Linked DNA regions of Mus musculus: all the other regions are linked to region 3. A link is a loop called in an ENCODE intact Hi-C map of the cell type or tissue named here. Cell type or tissue: left cerebral cortex. All regions are shown on one strand.

What was found. Peaks named below come from ENCODE experiments on the same cell type or tissue, not always from the same donor. Only the 100,000 strongest peaks of a DNase experiment are listed, where the experiment ranks them.
Region 1: it touches region 3 in a loop (2.4-fold over the local background); 3 of 42 quality-filtered maps call a loop at or near these places.
Region 2: a loop joins it to region 3, with 6 times the contacts of the local background. A loop is called at or near these places in 4 of 42 quality-filtered maps.

Annotation. Positions count from the first base shown.
Region 1 is chr14:76,654,685-76,662,684 of GRCm38, reverse strand. The region is part of intron 2 of 1700105F02Rik (a long non-coding RNA gene); the gene reads left to right. Among named protein-coding and RNA genes, the nearest start is that of 1700108F19Rik, 19 kb to the left of the region's middle. In left cerebral cortex, a CTCF peak has its summit at 4,337; DNase peaks (open chromatin) are centred at 4,322, 5,100, 7,070, 7,219 and 1 more place; H3K27ac peaks cover 1,300 bases.
Region 2 is chr14:76,815,281-76,823,280 of GRCm38, reverse strand. The region is part of intron 1 of Gm30246 (a long non-coding RNA gene); the gene reads right to left. Among named protein-coding and RNA genes, the nearest start is that of Gm30365, 18 kb to the left of the region's middle. In left cerebral cortex, a CTCF peak has its summit at 6,419; DNase peaks (open chromatin) are centred at 2,839, 3,411, 4,417, 4,588 and 1 more place; H3K27ac peaks cover 3,739 bases.
Region 3 is chr14:76,755,736-76,763,735 of GRCm38, reverse strand. It overlaps 4930431P22Rik (RIKEN cDNA 4930431P22 gene), which reads right to left and starts at 3,605. Exons shown (of 2, transcript NR_153763.1): 1 at 3,361-3,605; 2 at 1,521-1,988. In left cerebral cortex, no CTCF peak of the experiment used is centred here; DNase peaks (open chromatin) are centred at 5,830, 6,062, 6,400, 7,599 and 6 more places; H3K27ac peaks cover 6,687 bases.

The DNA of each region.
Region 1 (8,000 bases), 100 kb after region 3:
CTAGCACTTGGGAAGTGGGGACCAGAGGACCAGAAGGTCAAGAGAACCCTTAGCTTTATAGTAAGTTTGAGACCTGCTTGGGACACATGAGACTATCTCTACAAAAAAAATGCATATAATAAAAATAAAAGCACTTTGCCTATTAATAAGCACAAAGGACTCTTCATCTGCCACCTGGCACCACTCCTAGCCCATAGGTTGTGAGGCAAAAGGGAATGGCTACATGCAAGAACACTAGCTCACTCTTCCATTCCTCTCACGAGCTATGTGATCTTGGGGGGATTATCAGTGGGAAGACACAAGAGATACATTTCCCGTGCCTGGCTCAGGGGGATCACAGTCCCCCTTCACACCCGACCACCCTCACTTCTAAAAATTGGCTTTAATTTTCCTCTTGTGTCCCACGCAGTGCCAACTCTTCAAGTCCCTAGAGTCATAGGGTGGATACTAGAAAGTGTAATGTCCTCAGAGCCCACCCCTTCCCCTGTTGGAAATTGTATTTCTAAATAAATTCTGTTAACAATGAAAGGGTAAACTTTTGAAGTCCAAGAAATGTCACATTTATATATTTTCATCAATCAACTCCAAGCAATGGTTTTAACCTCCAATTTTCAGTGTCTACAGGGGCCCCCTGACTACAGGGCCATGCTGAGAACTCAGGGGGTCTCAAGGCCCAAGCAGCTGATATCTCCCATGCAGAGCTTTGAGTGGAGGAATTTGACAATCACTGAAGCCAAGAGCCCTGATTCCCTGGGATTCTGGCTCCCTGGGAGTTCTACACAAATATGTCTAAGTTTTGTTAATCAGCATCCAACCGAACCTCTGATGCACCACCACCCTACAAGGGTAGGATTTCCTCGGGGCTGGTTTCTGTTGATGTTGTCACTGTGGCCAAAAAAAAAAATCAGGCCCCTTGAGGTCATTGTATAGCAAGGAGGAGGCACACAAAGGGTTACTGTAATAAGTGGACCCCCAATTTCTACCAGCATTACAGGCTTAAGATTACCCCTGCCTCTGCCAGGCGGTGGTGGCGCACACCTTTAATCCCAGCCCTTGGGAGGCAGAGGCAGGCGGATTTCTGAGTTCAAGGCCAGCCTGGTCTACAGAGTGAGTTCCAGGACAGACAGGACTACACAGAGAAACCCTGTCTCAAGAAAACCAACAACAACCCCCCCCCCCAAAAAAAAAAAAAGATTACCCCTGACTCTCAGCTTCCACCAGACACCCTACAGCCGTTCTCTCTTTCCTCCCCTGGGAGTTCATAGCCCATAGCATCTTGAAGAGAGAAACAGAAACAGAGTAGTCCTTCTGATGAGTGAGAATCTCAAACTGGTTTGACATTTTATTTTCCTGGTGGCTGAGGATATTGAACACCTTTTAAGCATTTGTAGTTCTTCTGTTGAGAACTCCAGTCAAATTTTGTAGCCCACTTTGGACTGAGCATTCTGTTTTCTTGGTGTTTAGTTTAGTGTGTATTCTGGTTACTAACCATGTATCAGATTGATAACTGAGCAAAGGCTTCTCCCCCAGTCTGTGGGCTGCCTCTTTACTTGACTGTCCACACCCTTTGCTGTACAAAGGCCTTTTAATTCCACTCTCTTTGGGCTACTCCTTGATTCCATAGCAATGGGGGTCCTATTCAGAAAGTCCTGCTTTATGCCTAGATCTTAATTGCGTACTTCCTAGTAATTCTCCAGTAGTTTCAGATTTTCAGGTCTTAACTCTTACCCGTCCTTTAACAAGCATTGCTCTCAGTACATGGCTCAGAACTTAACTTTGAACTGACTATCTATGAAACCTTACCATGAATTTAAGAATGACACGAATTCCCTGTGCCCAACCTAGGTCCAGATACACCAGAAGAATGTCTGTTTGCCCCCCAAAGGTGGGATTTCAGCAGAGGTTCTTCTTAATGTCTCCATCCCGTCCTCACAGAAACTGCAGAAAATCACACACACACACACACACACACACACACACACACACACACACACACACCAGACTTACTGCTTAGCAAGCGTGGAAGACACAACTCTAGTGTCAACCCCACACTCCAACATGCATATATATATTCAAGATTTGGTGGCCTGAGCATGAAATGGGACAACACAGAGCATACATAGGCATTAAGGTACCTAAAGAGGTCCATTCTCTCCTTGTCTACTAGAATCAGGACACAAGTTCATAGACATGAATAAACTTGAAACCATATCCAAGTGTGCTACCTCTTCGAGCCTCAGAATGGCTCTGAGAAATAGGGCTGACAGTTTCCTTTGAGGTGAGCATTCCCAACAGGCTAAATAGTCACCTTGCTCAAAGTCAACCAGAAAGAATGTGAGAACCCACACAGGAAGCGGTTTGCCCAGCTCCTGGGTACAGTGGCTCCTTTACAGTAATGGTGCCTCTGGGCAGAAACATCCTAAGTGGAAAAAGTACTCATAACTAATGTATTCCTTGACTCCTACCCAAATCAAGAAAGAAAGCAGTGTTATCATGTCAGTGGAACAAAAGGTCAAATTGATGCTTTGCCCAAAGTCACATAAACCCTGCCTGGGTGAATTCTTAAACGGGTGATCCGTTCCTACCCTAACCCGATGTCTGTCTTTCTATGAGGCTTGTACCTTCTCTGTTGTCGTTTACCTGCCCCAAACATCATCCCACAGAAATGTTGCTTAGCACTGAATACATATCTGCTATGTGCTGGGCACAGCTTCTTTCCAACATAAAAGTGGGTGAGACACGTCTGTAATGGGGCCCAGGCACTAGAGAGGAAAGCAAGCTTCTTAACGAATGCCATGCTGAACGCAGCTCACGCTGGATACAGGAGGGCGCCGGGGCTTTGGAAAGATTCACTCTACCTGCCTAGGAGGGGGTGCTGGGAATCCTGTGTGGCTTCCACAAGGGATACTGAAGCTGTCCATAGAGTTTACAGTACACAGATGTAAATTTCTGCACCAGGCAAAAGCTCAGAGGACAACAACACTCTCGCCTTCTGCAGTTTTTCCAGTGAAAATTACAAATGTACCAGCGGCGAACGAGAAGGCTCAGCCACGCCACTGACTTTCTCTGTCCTTCACACCTTAATTGAATTTGTCCTGAGTCATCTCTACAACCCTTGGTGATTTTTGGAACCACAACAGGTAACAGTCCTCGGCAACCAAGTTGTTTATCTAAAGCTATCCCGGAATCTGTGCCACGGCTGCCAAGGAATCCTGCGCAAGGAAGATGAAAAAAAGCCAAATTTAGTAGCAGATGACAGGCCTGAGGTCCGAGCGCTTCTGAGAAGCTTGAGAAACACCCCCTCTCCTGTTTATTCAAAATCTAAATCTCCTTGACCTATAAGAAGCTGCTGCAGTGCATGCGCAACGTGGACTGGCTGTTTCCTGTGGCTTTAAGGAGTGTAGACCTGACTGCCTTGCAGCAGCCCTGGGGAACGCCAAGCTGCTCGGGGTTGTGTAAATGACTGGGATCATCATTTTCCTGAATCAGGCTCCCACAAAAACAACACAGTGATGAAAGAGAGCAACTGGACACGTTGGCATGGTATCCAGCCCTGGGGATTCTTACACAGGTGGCCTGCCACGTAAGGACCCAAACCAGACAGACAGAAGGTCTGGGACCACGACCACAGAAACGCTTTTCTGACGTGTTTTCTTTTTTTTTTTTTCTTTCCATTTTTTATTAGGTATTTAGCGCATTTACATTTCCAATGCTATACCAAAAGTCCCCCATACCCACCCACCCCCACTCCCCTACCCGCCCACTCCCCCTTTTTGGCCCTGGCGTTCCCCTGTTCTGGGGCATATAAAGTTTGACGTGTTTTCTTAACAGGACACCACAGTCCAAGAGACAGGGGGAGGTGACACAAGGAGAATGACAGGATTTTTTTCCCTCACTCAGGAAGACCGACCAGAAAGCCGCCCCTAGTCTGTGACCTCCAAAGATGTAGAAGAGTATTTCAGGTAGCGAGGCTAGTAAGCTTGCCATCCACCTATGGGCTAGCATCCACTGAAGAATGCTCTGTATTCTGAGGTTTTAAAAATCACGTGCTCAGAGATATCCCCTGCCAGCCTTCACTCCTGACCTCTAGAAGGGACCACTGCCCTGTTCTCACCGTCTTACTGGCCTTCCAAAAGCATTGCCCACGCAGACCAGACCAGTTATCTAATTTCCTTCTGCTCAGCCCCCAGGAGCTATTTTGGGCTTGGTCTGTGTGTGTCCTCCACTTTCCTGCCAGGACTGACTCAGCCCCTCTCCTCTCCTGGGACTCTTTTCTTTAAAAAAAAAAAAAAAAAAAAAAAACAAAAAAACCTTTGAAAGATGCTGCATGCTTCCTCTAGGGCAGCACGTGGTGCCTGACTCAACTTGGCGTGCTGCCAGGAAGTTTCAAGTACCACCCTGCAGGCCAGCAGAAGGGGTAGGGAGGGAAGGCAGCGCCACAGCATCAGCATCTATAGTTCAAGCCCCTCTCTTGCTTACCTACCTACCGCAGCTCTGTTGTGAGACCTGTGAGGGTCTACATGCAGCAGGCCGAGTGTCTACATGCAGCAGGCCGAGTGTCTAAGCCTTGGCTTTCCCTTTTCTCCACCCATAATGCACCTGCCTTTGTCTAATTCCTGCTGGTCTCATCTTGATCCCCAGCACAGCCTAAACACTCTTCTCTGGTTCTCCAACCCACCCAACAGAACTGACCCTCCTTACTTGTCTGTCTCCCATCTCATCTCCTCCTGCTACACTGTCTCTATATGGCTAACTCAACCCTGTGCTTTGAGGGCTCCCGCATCCCATATGCTTTTTATATATAGAATTTGATTTGATTGTGTTATCCAAGTAAAGTGTTAAGAGGGCAAGATAAAAGAAGAGGAGGGGGGTTGAAGAAGAGGGACTTAAAAGCCTTTGGTTAGTGGAAATTGAGAAGCCCCTCCAAATTACCATGCCTGACTTTGTGAATTAGCATCAGGCTGATGATGAATCAGCTCGAAACAATGGCTGCATCTCTAACCTCTGCTGCCTAGAAAAAGCCGCCCAAGGCCAGCAGCTCCCTGGGCCAAGTAGGTAAAATCAGTGTGAGGATGGGAGCCAGATATTAAACAGCAGGGAGTGATGGTGTCATGGAAACACAGTGTAGACAGCCTCGCCCAGCAAAACACTCAAATTCAAATTTAAACACACTCAGAGCCAGCGTAAAGCTCGGGTCAGAGTCAAACAGCTAGATCTGCCAACACGGTGCTCTGCATTGTCAGTAGAAAGGCTCCGGTTCCCCTTTTCTACATTTGACATGTTAAATGGAGTGCAGTTATAGAGCATAGATAGATAGAGCATCATTCTGACTACGTTGAGCTACAATCCATCATGTTTCTGTGGATGAAGATATCACAGTCTCCAGTTCTAAATGTGAGGAATGCCACAGAGGTGTATTTTTGGTGAACAAAGAGGCTATGGGATCAACATCTGAGGCTTGGAACCTCACTGGGGAGGCAAGAGAAAACTCCCAGCACAAGCAGATTGTTATCTTACCATATCTCAAAGTCACAATTATCCCACCTCTCTCAACACTTCAGCCCAGCCAAAATGCCTACAGGTGATGCGTCCCCCGCCCCCACCTCTTAGACCACGGTCTGAACACATCACCTTTACCAGGCTTTCTCTGTCAGCCTTGTCTCTTCTTTTTCTACTCCATCCCAAATGCTACCTGAGGACTGTGTGCTTCCCAGGGCAGTGCTTGCCCACCCTAGATTGCAACTGTGATATGTATTGGCACCAGAGTGGCAAAAGCAGGACCGAATCTGATTCATCAAAAGCTGCCTGGTTCGACACACATGCTCATTTGTTGGCATTGCATAAATAAACAAAGGAAAGGAAGGAAGGAAGGAAGGAAGGAAGGAAGGAAGGAAGGAAGGAAGGAGGGAAGGAGGGAAGGAGGGAAGGAGGGAAGGAGGGAAGGAAGGAAGAGAAGAAGCAGCAGCAAGATTTCAGGTAAACTGCTGGCCAGGCCTCCTCAGGTCACATCACACATAGTCTTCTCAAAGGGCAGAGACAAACTTTCAGTCAGAAATTCTCAAGCCTGAGTGTTTTATGCACATTTAATCTGCACAATAACCTCCATAATGTAAATTCTGCCATATTTGTTTTCTCTCTCTCTCTCTCTCTCTCTCTCTCTCCTCTCCTCCCCTCCCCTCCCCTCTCCTCTCCTTTCCCTGTGTGTCTCTCTCTTGCTCTCTCTCCCTGCCTTCCTCCCACTTTCCTTCCCTCCCTCTATTCCTTCCTTGCTGTCTTCTTCCCTTTCTTTCTTTTTTGAGCCAGGGTCTATGTGTGCCAGGCTAGCCTCTAACTCGCTGTGTAGCCAGTGATGACTTGGAACTCCCAATACTCCTGCCTTCACCTCCCAAGTGGGATTACAGACATGCACTGCCACACCCAGTTTCTGCAGTGCTAATGATTGAACCCAGGGCTTCCTGCATACTAGGCAAGCATCTTCCGAAACACACACACACACACACACACACACACACACACACACACACACACACACCAGGATCCAAGACATGGAATCAGTTTCCTGACAATCCACAGCTAGTAAGTAGCTGAATCCTCAGCTCCAACCAGTGTCCCTAGACTGTAATACCTCTTTCTACCACCCAAAGATAGGCAATGGTTGGGACCTCCCAACCATTAGTGAGTGGTCACCCCCTGGATCAGACTCTGGCTTATAGCCATTCAGATTAGAAGTTGGCCTTCCTCTTTCAGTGGAAGCTTGTGTTCACCAGACTAAAGTCTGTGATCACCAAAGTTTCTTCACATTCACCTGCCATCTCAGATGAATATCCCTGGTCACCTGTTGTCATCAGCACATTATACTATCATTGAAAAACAACCCCAAGCTACATCTTAAATCCATTTGGAGTTGCTTGGTAATATAAGTACAAGGAGGAGGGAGAGAGAGACTGAGAAAGCCAAGTCATGCACAACCAACTCCTAAAATACCCTATCTTGTAAAAGTGTAATCATGACACACATTAGTAGAGAGAACAAGTCGGAGAAACTTCTCTGGCACTTGTACTGTACAAAATTATTGATTGATCTTATTCTCAAAGTCACGTAGCATTAAGTGACAAGGAGTTTATCACAGTGTGAGTCAACCATTCCCTATCCAGTTTCTATTTTAGCATTGCAGCCTAAAATGACGCAAAATAACCACGCCATTCCGAAATTAATCTCAAATCAAATTTTCATCCAGGAAAGGAGGGGTAATTATAAGCTCACACCCTAAACATCTACCAGTCTTCACGACATCAGCTCAAGTTTTATGAAACCCTGAGATTGCCGCATGGCAAGGGCCCAGGCTACTCACACTAGCTAAAGCATGCACTGAGCCCTTTCCACCAAAACACATGAAGAAAGCGACCAGACCTTTCCAGACCCCAGGAGCTGCCCAGTAATACAGGAGAATAAACACAGGCTTCCATGTGGTTGAACCTGCAGGCAGTGCTTAGAGAATACAGTTCCAGGCATGGCTCTGTTGCTTAAAACTCTACTGAGCTAGAGAAGAGTGTTATGTCTACTATCAGAGAGCAGACTTGTAAAGAGACAGGCAACACCCAGGACCAACCCCAGGGGCCAAGAAATGTACAAGAAGCACATGAACTATAGCCATCAGATTCCCTATCAACTGCCCATTGATAGAAACAAAAGAAAACCCTTTGAATGAGGGAAATAGCCATATATAGGGGGTAAGCCACAATCCCAGAAAGAGCCTGTCTTCAAATGAAACATTAATCTTTCTGGTTTTGCCTTTCAAAGACCCCTCCCCACGCCCCACTCCCAAATGCTCCATTAGTTTTCTCCCTCTCTTTTTCTCTCCTGTGACCTCACGGTCCTTTTGAAGTTCAGGGACACCAGGTTGCTGCCTGTTCTGTGGCTGCTATTAAAGTGACACGGAGCTAAGTGACAGAAGCTAGCTGTGGTTGGTCACAGACTACATGACTGGCTCTCTATGCTGC
Region 2 (8,000 bases), 60 kb before region 3:
GGAATGTGTGTTCGCCCGGTTTCAGCTACTTGGTTTAGGAGTCTCTTTTGGCCTGCAGTTCAAACATAAAGACTCTGCCTTTTGCTCAGCATTAATTCTGGCCTTTAACCAGCCTCCATAGTTCACTTACCGCTGAACTTTGACCCGTCTGGCTCGTTTCAGTGTTTGCCTGCTCCCATCTAGGTAATTGACTTTAGTACTTCATTGGAAAGGGAAATGAGGACAGGTCTCTGTCTCTGGACGTGTAAATGCTCACATTGTCACCTTGCATCTGAAGTCGTTGGGATGCTGCTCACACAAAGTGCGCTTCCCTCCTGCCCACCCAGCCAAGGTCTGGCCTGTCGCCACTGCATCTGTGAAGACCATCCTAACAAGTACCATCCTGAAACATTTTTTCCTCTTTGGCACCATGTCTGGCATCAGACTGGCATCTCAGAAAAAAAAAAGTTAACCCTCACTGAGTTTCAGTTCCCCTCATTTGCAAGTAAGGACCCAAACATTTCTAGAGTGGCTTTGTAGGTACATGTAAATATGTCCAAATATGGCCACTAGAGACACAATAGATTTATATTCAATCTCAATGGACCCTCCCTCCTTGCCTACTCAACAAACGGTGTCTGGAGGATAGATGCACAGGCAGTGTAAGAGATTAAACTATTTTAAAATGGGCATGGATTATTGCAAAGGAAATTATCTCAGGGGTAGCAAGTCCTTCTCGGGCTTCTGAAGAAAAAGGAGCAAAAATGTTGCCTGAGCAGGTCAGCTGAAAACCACTAGCAAATTGTATGAGAAAATGGTGTGATGGGGTCCTGCCTCTCCAGGAGTTGTATCCATCTCTGTCCCTTGTGGATATAGGAAAATAAAACACAAAGTGATTGCTTAGGAACATGAACAGGCAGGTGCATGTATTGGCAACGAGAATGTGGGCTACACTGGGGCAGACATCGAGGGAGGGGTAAGAGAATGGGTCTTGAGAGGGTGGGTGCAGAGGGAGCCATAACTCTGAGCACAAAGAAAAAACCTTCTCAGAGCTATCAAAAGCCGACGATGAGACACGACATAATTCCGTCTGGACACCAAAGAGGAGGCTCATTATGGCGCATCGACTATCTGGTGGGAGTGTGGAATGCCTCTTATCACAAGTGAAGAGTTAATAGAGGACTTTGAGCCGGCACATGACCTGATGGCTGAGCTATTGGAGCAACACAGGCCACAGGGAAAAGGCTGGAGGGTAAATTGTAAGTCCAGCATTGCCATAGTTGCCCTGGTAAGAGCAGCATAGGCCGAAAATGGCAGCTGCAGAATGGGGCAGAAGGATTTGTCTGTGACCTCTGCTGTTGGGTTCTTTCCTAACACTATTACATGGCAGACCATGGGTGTTTAAATGTTTTTTTCTTAAACCCAGTTAAGTGCTTTAAAACCCCACTTAAAAGTGACAGAAGATAATAAAATTAGATTGACTCTGGAGGATTTTTTTTTTTTTTTTGAGAACCACTGTAAAGCATTTAACTGGGACACTTGCTCCACCCCACGCCATCAAAGAAGGATCTTTACTAAGAATGTAAGATAACACCACAACCGGAGCTGTTTCTCTCAGCCAACAAAGAGAAGAGCTGTGATGGTGAGCGTGGCTGGTCTTGTACAGTACACGGGTATACAGTGATAGCTGAGCATGTACGGCACACGTGCTCAGCTTGGGCAGAAAGAGAAACACTTCTTAGAGTGTTTTTCCAGAAATGTGTAAGGGGACTGCATAGGTGAGGGATGGCATGGGCAAGGGCACGGCATTGAATTTTATGTTAAGGACCCGGGCTCTGCCAGGGAAGGAGGGGACAGAGATAGAGCTGGGAGCCCTGCACCTGTCACCTCTGCTCATGAAGCTGAACTCAACTCTAGCCTCTCCAGCCACATGCAGTATAAGCTAAAGAGAGATGTGCCCATACATTTCTGACTGAAGGGCTTTGGGAGGGATGTGCTGGGATGTTTTAGATGGAGGAAAGGATCTTTGGCGGTTTAGATGACCTTACATTAAAAGGTCTGGTCCCCAGTGTGACCACACTTAGGGGTGCAGCTGTGGGGAAGGAGACCAGATAATGAAGGATCAGCCTTCATCGGGGACAGGATTCAGGGAGTGACGGAAACATGAGCAGATCGGGAGCTAATATCCTGAGACTCCACCTCCACCCCACAAATCCACCGGAACAAAGGGAGGAGAACTCCTGACAAGACCCTGGACCTTTTGATGTCTCCTGCTGTCCAACAGAGCAGAGCTCTAGTGGGATGACGTAGGCCCCTTCCGTGTCCTAGGTGGAGATGGCTTCCCTCTGTGATCTCCGTGAGGGTCTAACGGAGCAACTTAACAATTCTACCTACCAGTTCTCATGTTCCTTGGCAAAGCCTATCTCAAAGGCTTCACAAAAATTGACTTGGAGTGGTGATGGAATTAAGGAGAGAAGAAATGTTGCTTGTTAGGTGACTAGAAGCTGGATTTTCACAGTTCCGGGAACATACGGAAAGATGAGGGAGAAGGGGAGAACTCCCAAATTAGGAAGCTTGCAGTGGGTCATGCTATTATTTACTTATTCACCCATCCATTCATTCACCTGTTCATTTATTCCCTGGGTCTCTACCTTCACAGAAACTGCGAAAGAAGGGAGACTGTCATCGTGGTTCCCCAACTGGTGTCACGATAGAGAACTGATTTTCTGGGCAAGTGGCTGGAGTGTAGCAGGAAGAAGATGGAGCAGTCAGTCCTGAGTGGGTTTACACTGGCTCGCCCTGTGGCTCCCTGAGTCTGCGCTGAGGCTCATCACAGACGTTTCTGAGAAGGGGGATGGAGGGCCTCATTTCCTCACTGGCCTATGTGGATGACAAGTTTTGACATTAGGGCCTTTCAGTGAGATGCCTGTTTTCAAGGAGGGCTGGAAGCTTTTGTTCAAGTCTCTTCTGGAGTAAGCCTTGAGTTATTCTGCTCAGAGCACCTCACCTAATCATTACTGGCAACTATTCAGGTGTGATTCTAGTGCCTTTATGCACGCACGCACACACACACACACACACACACACACACACAGAGAGAGAGAGAGAGAGAGAGAGAGAGAGAGAGAGAGAGAGAGAGAGAGATGAGGCTCAGAGATCTGCAGTCAGCAGCCCAAGATGCTATGTGTTGGTACAAGGGTGGAAACGCAGCCGCTGGCTCCAGAGCCTGTTTGTTTGCCCTGTCACGACAGTTAGTGCTCCACGGAATGCTTACCCAGGGGGAAAGGATACCTTTAGCAAGCGCTTTGTGCTCTGTTGGCCTCATCTGACTCCTCTTATTTTTTGGTGCTGACACCACTTGCCTCCCACCCTGCAGCTGCCTCTTTCTGGCTCATGCCTTCTTGGGAAAACTTGGCAGGCCTCTGGAATTGGATGTTTCTGCTGGGGCGAAAATATCCGCGTTAGGAACTCAGCTCACGCAGATTAAGCCCTTTGTCCTGAATGTCCAGAAGGAAGTCCAAGTCTCTGAAGAGGTACTGGAGCTCAGCCAGGGTGACCTTTTGTCAGGGAACACCCCTTTATGGACACAAGGGACAGACAGACTGTTCGCTGCTCCTTGGCTGAAGCTGCCCAGTTGCTTAAAAAAAGAAAAAAGAAAAAAGAAAAGAAAAGAAAAAAACCTTCCCCACTCTCCACTCCTGAAACTCCTATAAGGTATTTGGTAAGTCTCAAGTTAGAAATGACTCCTCTAGGACAGCTACCCTCCTGGTCCCGTCCTGGTGGCCTCAGACCCCTGCCTGGGCCCCTACCACATACATTTTCTCTTTCAGTATGCTTACCCTTTAGGCTACTTCCCTACTCTAACTTGTGTACTTCCAGGAGAAGAAAACATGAAGAGTCTCCGGTACTGTAAACTTTAAAGGTCACTTAATTTGATGTGTATTGGTGATTTGCATGCATGTGTGTACACAGTGTGCACGCCCGGTGCCCACTGAGGTCAGCAGAGGATGCTGAAGCCCCTAAAACTGGAGTTACAGATGGCTATGAAGCATCACGTGAGCGCTGGGAGCCAAACCCAAGTCTTCTGCAAGAACAGCCGGTGCTCTTTAGCATTGAGACCCCTATCCAGTCCCCACGATGTTATAAACTTTTAACAAGGGTGGAGTATATAATGAATGGATATGTCCAGTCTAGGTTTTTGTTGAGGAGTTTAAAATAGTAGAGTTTCCATCTGGAACACAGAGAGGATCAGGCACCTCCTATCCTAGTTTCTAGAACATTCCCACGCCCCCTCATTAGACCTCAAAGATGAACCTCTTCATAGCTAGTACAGAAACACCTTGGGAGGGGCATCTTTTTCTTTGAAGGGGGAAGCTTTAGAGGCAGTCATACCCTGGATCTGTGCCCGTGCTTCAGGCTAGGAGCTGGTGGGTTGCAGCAGAGAGGAAGGAATCCCATTCAATAACATTTCTTTCAGGCAGTTGTGTCTAAGGATGTGCACAGTTGGTGAACCAGGACTCAGGGCACTCACTCCCACTCCATGGTGTGTGCACTTGTGTGATCTTGAGTTCTTTCAGACGTATGGTTTAGAGGTAGCCTGGGAAACTGTGCCAGCTCTGAGCAGACACAGCACAGCAGATGAGAAACACTGAAGACAGAAGTCCCTCTCCCTGCAGCAGCGTGACAGTGCAGAGGGTGACAGAGTATGCATGAAGCTGCCTTCCCCCGTGCCCTGCTGAGCAAACATCTGCTCTGTGCCACTCCTGGGGTTAGGCTGAGTCAGGAGCTACGGTAACCCTCAACACCGTATTCCAACTCTTGGGCTATTACCTTTCGGAACTCTCCTGTGCAGGTCACCTCCACACTACAACGCTCTTAGCGGTGGTGATGCAACTTCTCACAGCTCCCGGGTCCCCATGGAGTGCCACTGCCCTTTCTGTGAGCTCTTCCTGTTTACATTTCACTGGAGAACACACTATGCAGAATGTGAAGTGGCTTGGAGCTGGGACTGGTGGCTGGGCAGGCTGAAGGCTGAGGTCCTTGCTTCTGCTTGAATGTGGGTTCTTTGTTCTCCGTGGCCCCATTTTCTTCACTTGAGCAAAGCCCTCACCTTGTAGGCTAATGTAGGGACAGAAGCTACGGTTATCCACCTAAACTGCATACCAGAGTTATCCAAGGAGTCTTAAAAGACTCATTCTCAGGCCCCATTCAGGAATCATTTAATTTAGAGTCTTGAAGAGTGAGTCTAGGCGCTGACATTTTAAAACTCCCCAGGTAACTATAGGCATACTCTAAAAAGTACATTTGTCTCATGTCCAGCGATACTCTACACCATCTGGAAGACACTCTGCTTTCAAAATCTAAAGCCCCACTAATGAATGATGCTGATGTTATTCTTGCTGGTATTCTATTATATTAATCTTCTTCTGAGAAAGGATGCTACTGGATTGAAACACCCCAAACTGAGTATCACAGCACCTGCAAGTGATTACAGCTGCCTGGAGGCTGCTCAGTGGAATGACCTTCAACAGCAAGTCCTGAGGACTCCAGCTCCTTACATGCATGCCTGCACTCCTTCACATCCTTGGGGCATGACCTCTTATGGGCACACTTTATGCAACCTGAGCTTGTGCCAATGGAAACACTTCCAGTTGAAGCTCGGTGTCTTCATTTCCAGTACTGAGGGCCTCCTGGGAGGCAGCAGTCGGCTCTTGCATCCCAAGTTACCTTTGCTCTACAGTAAATAGATGAGTCAGAGCTGGTCCCAGCAGGTCAGCTAACCGGCAGTCCTGAGCAATTGTGTCTGGTGGCTTAGGCCATGGGGACAATGCCCTTGGTGCCAATGAGAGAGTCATAAAGTTGAGCAAATTACTCTTTATAGCTGTCTTAGTTTGCTTATGTCTTGATAACAGGGACTGGGTTGGGCTGTGCAATGAGTTTAATTAAGGTCAAAGGAGACTGAAGAGCCCTTCAGTATCCCAGGCAACAGGGATAATTAGAGCGAGAGGTAGCTCTTAAGCTCTACTTCAAGCGGCCATGCCCTTCTTTCTCCCAACTGTGCTCTGAATGCTGACAGCAGGAGGAGCCACTGGAGAGTAGCCCTTCTATGTATCATGATGCAGGAGACTCCAAGGCAGGGATTTACACATCTCTCAAATCTATATACCTCTCATAGAAGGGCCAGAATCATTAGACGACAACAGTTGAATGCCCAGCGGCCACCACCTACTACCAAGATCCATCCAAAGTAGTTGGAATGATCCATCTAACATCACATCAGTTCACTTCACTGCCTGACTTAAAACCCTTTGGTAACTGCCCCTTACCCTTTAATATGGCCTCCAAGCCTATGTTTGATCTAGCAGCTTCCATCCTTTCCAACTCATCTTGCTGCTACACACGGGTAGGTGGGGCTGTACCTCAGCTCCAGGCCTCTGGGGACAGTGTTGTCCCACAAGCCTAAGGTACCATTCTCCAGTGTAGTGTTGCTGACAGTTCTGCCTCTCAGAAGCCATTAGTTTTCAGCTTTCATGACTTCCCTTTGGGAAGCCTTCCCTTTCTCTACCTTTCAGCTCCAGACTCCTGAGTCCCACAAACTGGGAGTCTCTGAACCTCCCGCTTCTCCTTCAGTGTTGCTCTCTGTGACTCGGCAGGCTTTAAGATTCATTACGGAGGCACCTCACCCAGAGCCCAAAGAAATCAGTATTCTTTGCACGAAGGTGGCTAATACATTTAAAATGAACCCAGAACTACGTGTCAAAGCCAAGGTAAAAGCAACATTTCTAGCCGAGGAGAAGACTGCTAGCCATGGAGAAGCAGACCTTGCACCATTTTGTGCAGTGATAGAGAGCCAAACAGTTATCTGTAGGAAAGCCCAGCATAATGGGTCAAGTCCCTGTGAGGTATGAAGTGTATTATTATATATTTTGTCAATATGAAATGCACATTTCACTGGTAATTCTTTTTTACAAGAAAAAAAAAGGCTAGTCTATTGAAGAGGTGAATTCAGAAGGAGCATAATAGTTGAGCATTCTGGAGCACCTTCGGCATGTGCCGACCACAACAACCCTATAGGTTTCATACGGTTACCACCCCTGGTTTGTGGATAAGGGAACTGAAAGGTTTAGGAAAGGAAGGAATTCCAAGCTCAGGAAGTACACGCTGAAGACACGCAGTAGGCTTTAGCGTGCCCTCCGGAGAGGTGAGGCTGATACCTCAGCACAGCAGGGTGGAACTCGGTCTCTCGCTTCCACCCATTATATCTGAAGAGATTATTAAGCCATGAGCAACAAACTAATTGTGGCTGGCAGCAAACGCGAAGGTCTCTCCTTACAGACGGTGCAGTGTTCAGTTTCCCTAAAACGATCCTGGTGGCTCTGTTGCTCCCCACTCTCCCTGACTCAGAACTGTCCTGTTCTGTCCGGAACAGCTCTATGGTTGGGGTTGATATCAATTGCACAGCTGCGTGTTCTCTTGGCAAGTGAATCCAGGATGCCCAACCACGTCTGCCTGCTTCCACACCAGCCTCCTGGCCAGGGACAGCTATAAAAGTATTCTATCTCTAAACACGGCAACAATATCTATTGCGATATAAAGTCTTTCCCAACGCTATGACCTAAGAAATAGATCATGCTCTTTTGTGGAGTTTTAAAACGCAACAGGCATTTCCTACCTTTGGAAAATACCATGCTTTTAGGGTTTTCCAGGTGCTTCTTGTGCACTCTTCCAAATATCCCTAAGTCTACTTATTATTATTGTGCCCACTTTACAGATTACAGGAGAAAAACTAAACATACCAGAGTGGCTCGTTTTTAAGTGTTCAGAGTATCAAATGCTTCGTAGCAATTAGCTAATAGATCTGAGCTAAACTGGGACTCAATTCGGGTAACTAACTTTAACCTTAACAGCTTCCTGCTAAGCCAGTGTGCTCAACTGCTCTATGCTACTTGCCAGCAGTTTTGAATTCTGAATTGTATTTGTTACACTTCTAACCATGCCTGGGTTTTGTTTGTTTGTTGTAG
Region 3 (8,000 bases):
CCGCTCTGGTGTAAATCCTTGCCAGCTTCCTACCCTGCCCATTGGCTGCTCGAGCTTAAGCCAGAATGAAGAGGAAAAGGGACAATTGCAAGCTATGCAGCAGAATTCAGGAATTTTTGAAGTGTCTGGTGTCAAGTTGAAGATGATGCTGAAATAGTTAACGAACCTTCCAGAAATGTTCTTTCCCTCTAACACTGAGTTTGTATACCCAGAAGCACTTGCACCCCTAAGGGATGTTCCTTCCAGAGCCTTCTCCTGGCCACCCATGGACTCAGGCATTAGTTTCAGATCCTAAGACAGGAATCTTTCTCGTCACTTTTCAAAGCTCTGCTTTCTCTCCCTCACTGGTTCTTGTTATTTGGGAGACGTTGGGTCACCCTGTCTGTCACTCTGTCCACAGAACATCCTCTAGTCTAAGAGACACTAGACCTTTGTTTACAATAGGCGGGTCAGAAGGAGTGGGGGGGGGGGGTGGCGGGACCAGATCACTCTGAAGCACACAAGAAATCCATTTGCCCACAGAGCAGGCTTTCCCACTTCTGAATGTGTGCTGGCCCCGCTAGTCTCGGGCAAGCAACAGTTTCTGGACTTGCTATACACAGCAGTGACTGTAGCAATACATCTTCCCTAAAATATTAGTAAAGAATGAGAAGGGTATCCGCCATGTGGTTAGTATGTGTCACTGATGTCTTCAGAGACGCAAGTGGTTAGCCATCCGTCTCCAGCCAAACCAGGCGTGCTCTCATGAGGAGGGAGGACGGAAAGATAAAGACAGTGCCCGAGGCTTCAACGACTGCCTGATCTACTCAAGGTTGTCACAGTGGTAACAATAGCCATTGTAGTGTGCACTGCAGGCCCAGGGGAGGCCCATGGGGTTGCCTAGCCCGTCTATACAGAAACAGAAAGAAAATCTCTCATCACCTAGTTAGATAAAATAAAGGCAAAGCGCATTGGTATATAGGCCCATTGCTGGTGGGGGCTTGGGGGAGATGCCACACTTCTCTCAGGATAAATCCCCACATCAACCTAAAGAGCAGTCAGGGAGAGAAGCCACTTCCCTCTCTATCTTCTGAGCCAAATGCTAGCCTCCTGCGGGAACAGGGCTGTTCTTGGCTCTTATCTGTCAACACGGGGGCGAGGGATCCAAACAGGATGCCCGAGGAAAGAATCTAGAAGAACTTCAAAAGGCGAAGACACAGCAACAATAAAAAAAAGGGAACAGGGCCAGGAACAAAGACTAAATGTACCGGGGTAGGTAGCACCTTCGTTCATAAAAATAGGGATGAGTGGATGTCCCAAGTGGAGCTGGGTCTTTGACAGCATTCCAGGACTGAGAAGATGGGCCCTGCCCAGTGGGAGCCAGGGTGTCCCCTGAAGGCCCAGGCCCCAGCTCTCTGCCATCTTGCTTGAATCCTGAAGGATTTACCCAAGTCAGCGGGCCTTCATTTTGCAAGACGAAGGCTCTTCCTTTGAACAGCCTAGAACAGACGTGCAGAAATTGGCTGAAGAGAATATTCTCTGAGCTCCACCTTTAATCACACTGAAACTGCCTCCAGGGCATTGTGGCATCAAGTTTGACAAACCACAGCATAATCTGGCAAAGGAAACCAATAATTGTCCAATACCAGGCCACCACTGTTCCTTGTAGGGTAAAACTCCCGATCAGTCTGAAACACCAGTTATCCTCAGCTCTTCAAACCTAATCCCCTCAAGCTCCTTGATCCACAGAACTTGCGTAAAGATACTTAGGCTCCACGCTTGCTAGAGCAAAGTCAGAGGACACACCACCCCTCCAGCCAACGGCAACACTGTGTGAATCACAAGGCAGTCATGGCCACTCTGCCTCAATTTTGCGATCCTTGAGTCATAGAAGACTCATCTCTTCGAATGTCCGTCATTCACGCAAGCGTCTTTCTCCAGGTGGCCCGGGGCGGTTTCCAAGCTGCTGGCTCATCCCCTGTCATGTCACTTGAAAGGAGAACAAAAGGCTGGAAAACAGGAAGGTCATTTTTTTTAAAAATGGGGAAACTGAGGCTCCAAGAAGCCCTAGAGTGAAATGTGTAGACATTTCTGAGTCAGACATGCTCAAAGAACCAAAACAAGTTCTAACTCCTAAATGGACTATTTTCTTGGTTAATTTTATAAAGCTTTTATGACAAGGTGTTTTGATGCAGCAAACTCAGAACAGGCGAAGCCAAAACATATACTCACTGCCTCTTGTGTAACCATTTTCTCACCGTTTCCTCCATCTCTTCCCTCGCAAGCAGATCTGATTGGCTCTGTTTCTTTTACTTTATAGGCTCCTGTTTTCCTGTGGGCTGGATATGCTCCCATCTGACAGGCACGTTACCCCTTGTGCTTACATTGTTTTAACCATTACCTGGCTCTTGATAGTCTCTGATTTTGGAGTTCTACCACCCATTCCCTCCCCTGTCCCTGAACTATATATACCCTTGACTCCTGAACATGGAGGTTGACAATTAGTGGAGATCAAGCTTCACAAGTGGAGTGTAAAATGTCCACTTTATTCGTTTGCTTTTTTAAAAAATGGCATTTATCAGCTAAATCAAAATACTTGCACATCCAAATAGCCACTGTAATTAGGCTCTATTAAAATAGCTGCCTCCAAAGAACAGAGATCGTTGGTGTCACCCGTTCTGGCACCTGACTGGACCGTCTTTCCCAAGGCCTTCTGTTCTGCTGTATGCTGGTGTGTAGCTCATCAAAGGAGACGTGAGCGTCAGGGCTGCTTTTCACCCTGCTATTCCAAGCGAGGACTACGTAGGTGTCACAAATGAAGCTCACACGGAAGCAGAATAGGACACTAGTGGCACAGCCACGTGTCTCTGCCTCCCTGTAATGCAGCCTGGCTGGCATCGGCCTTCCGCCAACCCCTTTGCTGCCCCTATCCACCCACGAGCTCTTGTTGGGTCAGAAATGAGATTCTTTGACAGTGCCTGCCTGCCAGACAGACAGCCGATGCTGGGATGTAGAAAGCAAAAGCAAAAGCTGCTTTCTAAATTAAGCCTGGGCTCATTTATAAAAATAAATAGCCACAGCCTAGCAACGTGCTCGCAGCTTAGCTTTCTTCTGTTATGAAACCGCCATGGCTGGGGCCCAGGATGACAGAGTCAGAACAGGACCCCCACACCCTGACTCCTCCCATGTGTAGTAGTCATCCTGGGGAGTGCTGACAGTGGCCCTTGGAGAGCCTTGCTCTTCATTCAGGGTCAATCTAAGGCCAGGCTCCAAGGGCAGAGGGGATTCAAAGCCTCCCAAATATAATGAGTGCCCCCCCCCCCCCCGCTGCCATGAGTGCATGGACTACACTGTCAGTAATAACTATTATCGTCTTCGAACCTTCTCTCTGTCTTATGTCAACAGAACCTCCAGTGATGAGTTCTGCTTGAAAGAAGGACTATGAGAGAAAATAGTGGATGATCTTTTGATCGTAGTCTTGCTGGGACACTCAGAAGTAGAGCCCACAAGACCCTTGGAGACTCATGGGACATGTGGCAGCGTGGTATGAAGGATCTGTTCCTGCCATCAGCTCTCTCAAGCTTTGAAATGACATGTCAAGTCAGAGTGATCCAAGGACTATGGCCACCTATTCTGTGTTGCTAGGATCAGAATGACGGAGCTTCTGGGATATTCTATATGGTCCCTAGTAACCAGAGAATGCCCAAGGTAGCATGTCAAAATGAGTTCAGAGTTGGGTCCCTCCATTACAGTACTAAACAGAGCAGAGATTGGCCTAGAATGTTCTTCAAAAGTCGGTCTTCTTCTAACCTGGCTTAGTCAGAAACAATGGTCAGTAATAAGAAAGTTCTTGCCATAACCAAATATGTGAGAATATATTATTTAACAGGTTTGTTTTTGGAATAATAACATGCATGTGGGAAAAACTAAACAGCAATAAAAAACATAGTATAATAACATCCAGATTCATCTCACAGTGTGCAGTAGATTCCATAGACTCTGTGACAGTTCCCATCTCAGCCACCCAGACTACCAAAGCTTGGGGTCTGAAGTCTGGGCGGAAAAACATGATGAGGATTCAGCCCTAAGAGAATCAGCAAACTGAACAGACTCCCCCTAATCTATAGTGACAGCTCCCTGATGGTGCATAGTGATGCCTCTCTAGAGCAGGAAAACCACAGCAGCAACTCTGCAGGCTACACTCCAACCTGGTGAGACCAGAATGCTAATCGTCCCAACCCAGGTCTCCCGTGTCTGACATGGCTGCTCTGTGACAAGACCCCACTGAGAAGTTGTGTTGGATGTGGTTGCCTAAACAAGGCCAACAAGCTGACACCAGTTGATATACCCCTGAGAGATCATACGACACTAATTGGTCAGCCCTAGACACTCAGGTCTATGACCTTACCTTCTTGCAAACTCAGAACTGATCCACCAGACAGGAGCAATCGAAACTGTGCTTCTGCGTCTGTACTGTATGAGGATCCAACCAACACTACGATGCTCTTCCCTGTCTCTGAGCTCTTTCTACATATCAGCGTCTTGCCTTATGGTGAGTTTGCTTCTGGTGTGAGAAGTGGGACTTCTTTGGCAAAAACTTTGAGGATAGTTTCTGCCTATCAGTGCTTTAGTTTTTGGTCCATCTGAATCACAAGCCTAGATTGTGTGGTGACCTCTGACCAATTAATTCCATAGCTTTGTATGCCAAAGACTTCCAACATTGGTTTCCATAACTATTTCTCTCCCTATCTAATCCCTAGAAAGATCTGGGATTCTAGAATTCCTGAGAAACTCATGTAGTCTCAACCTTTCACTTTGAGGATGGAGACCCAGAGACAGGCAGAGCCAGGTACTTGTTGTGCAAGGGCATCTGCTTAGTTTCACCCACCCTGCCCTAACTTCTTACAGCCTAACAGTGCTTTGACAGTGATTTTCCTAGGGCAACAGTTCAAATTCCACCCTTCTGGAACTTGGAGACCCATTTTCTTCTGGACAGCATACCTCTCTGGCCTTTGGACTTCAGCACACACCACAAGCAGCCCAGATCCTCAGCCTCCAGTACACGCACCAGGAGCTCCCTAGATTCTCTGCTTCCAGCAAATGTACCAGAAGCCACCCCAATCCTTTGGCTTTAGACTGAATTACATGAGCAGCTTTCCTGGTTCTCTAGTGGTGTGAGTGGGATTGTTTGCTTTCATATCTACTTACCCACATGAAGTCAAAGGTCTCTCCTGTTCCATTATTCTCTATATAACCCAGCCTTATGAGGAAGAGTTTTTCATTTTGTGCAAAAAGATTAATCCTGCCTATACAAGACCTTTTGCAACAACCATCCTAGTTTGACCAGGCCCCACAGGGTTACAGGGAAACAGGACTTTAGATGCCATAACTAGACATTTCCTAGGCAGGCAGGTAAGTTGGTCACCCTGGTGGGTTTCATGTCCCTTTCCTAAGGACCTTTCCACACAAATAACAAACCATAGAGCACATGAATTGAAACCAAAATAGCATCAAATCGATAGGATTGGGAAGATAACTGGAATGGATATTAAGCAATGTGTCTTAAATGAAAAGATCCATGAATAAGATGGGAAAACAAGGTGATCAACAAGGAAAAATAGCCTTTCTATCAAGGGATTTGTGTAAAGACATGCCACCCAACCAGACGGCCTGAGTTTGATCTCTAGGTCCCATATGGTGGAGAGATTAAAGTGACTCGAACAACGTATCTTCAGACTACCACATTTGTAACACACACACACACACACACACACACACACACACACACACACACACTAAAAGTAGTTAAAGCCACTATTGTTGAAGAAAAGGAAGAAGAAATGTTAAGTAACAGCCACCCACATTACATAAAAATAGGCCACATGAGTTTATCCAAAGGAAGGTGCTTCTTTGGGCCAGGACACTACTTGGTCCTCTGAGGACTGAGAGGCTGAGCATCACAGCTCACAAGAGGCCTACTGACCACATATCACAGCATAGCTGTCTGAGAACCTTTATAATTGTGGTACTCTGGCCTGAGTTTGCCTGTCTAGATGCTATCACTCATTACCCCTAGGCTTTGGACAAAAACGCGATGTCATAAAGTTTCCTTAAATGGCATTTCCCAAAGTGGAACCGAAGTGGGTTCCTATTTACATTTTCACTTCCCGTGTCCAGGTTTAGCCCACATAAACCAAGTCACACGTTAAACAATGACTTAAGGACTTCAGTCTAAAAGAAAGCCATCCTCCAGTGACCTCTGCCCACATGCAATTAGTGAATTCTTTGAAAAACAACAAAATAAAACAAAAAACTTTTTTTTTATTGACACCAACTTAAAACCTAGAAATTTTTCATTATGTTAGCTAAGCTTTCTCCTTTTGCAAAGGGTATTCTTGGGGGCCATAATTCCCTGGTGGTCACGCTCACGTGGGACAGAGAACCTAGATAGTATAGCAGATTGGGTGTGTTAGATGCCAAGATTCAAATGCACTCCCTACTAATTTTAGATAGCATTATTTCTGAATCCGTCTTGGCTTCTCATCTTTATGGATAGTTAAAGCAATCAAAGTTATTTTTGTGTGCAAAGTGCTTTCAAATGGTGACTACCACATAACGACCATTTAATAAACGTCAATAGCTATCCCTTTCCCCCTTACGTAGGTAGCTTTGCTATTTGTCTTCAGAATTCTATGAGCATAAATACTAGTCTAGATGCTTTAACTAAGTGACCTTGGAATCTGCAATGCCTTGAGTCACTAGGTGATAATTCAGATACACATCTTCCTGAGTTGATTAGCCCCTAGGAGGTGTCAAGTCCTTGGCCAACAGATCGAGTCTATATTCTTCATTGCATGTCTATCTGTGTTCACATGTAGAAGTACATGTGCCTGTATGTGGAGAACAGAGGTCAACTTCAGGTATCTTTCTAAGTTGCCTCTCCATCTCAGGGTTTGAGATGGTCTGACACTGACCCTGGAACTCACCAGTTCACTGAGGTTGGATGACCAATAGGACCAGGGATCCACCTGTCTCTGCCTCCCCAGTGCCGTCATTACAGGTGTGTGCTGCTATGCCTGCTTTTTACATGGCTACTGGGAGTGAAAGTCAGTCCTCTTGCTTGTGCAGTGAGCATTTTACATGACAGGGCCTTCTCCTCTCCTCTTTCTTGGAGCATCTCCTGTGTCCTGATTGAGAGCATCATGAAACCTTTGCAGAGCCAAGCTGAGCCTTGGTTTCCTAATTAGGAGATCTGTGACAGAAGAAACAGGGTCCCCTGGATGCATATAAGTGCCTTGTCTATGCTCTGCCAGCAAGTCTTGAGTCGCTTCCCTTCCTCCCTTCCCCTCCCCTCCCCTTCCCTCCCCTCCCCGCCATCCCTCCTCCCCTCCCTTTCCTTTCTTTTTCTTCCCTTCTCTTTCCTTCCCAATCTTCCAACAAGCATAAATAGAAAATCTTGTGTTGTAATTTAGCTAGTAAGTCAATCAACAGATCCTTTGAGAACAAAGAAGGGTACTATCCCCGCACAAACGTGTTCCTAATAAAACATATTCTGTTGCTCAGCAACCCTGATGATGCCTCTTCCACAAGTATGATCTGTCTTTAGGTGACTAAGTAAATGCCTTGTGAGTCAGAAGAAGGCATCAGAGAGTTTTCTGGGGCTTCAGGTGAAGGAACAATATTGTGTACGGAGCAAAACAGGGGAGACACGCCATGTTTTACTCATGCTTTGAGGTTTGATGCTTGTTTGGGGAGTTGGCTGTGAAGAGCTGGATTGTTCATCACTTAATGGATGGAGTCATGGTGCGAGAGACCATCTCCCTAGTCTACCAGAGAAGACTAGTAATTAAAGTTGTGGTAAGATCGGACACCAAACTAAGGGAGGAAGAGTGGAACTCCCCAGAAGGAAGGAAGAGCTTTTGAGGCAAATTAGATGTTGCAACTGTCAGATCCTGTGGCACAGTCATTCTGCTAAGGAGACGAGGTAAACTGTGAGCCAGCCAATGGGGAAAGCCGGAGAT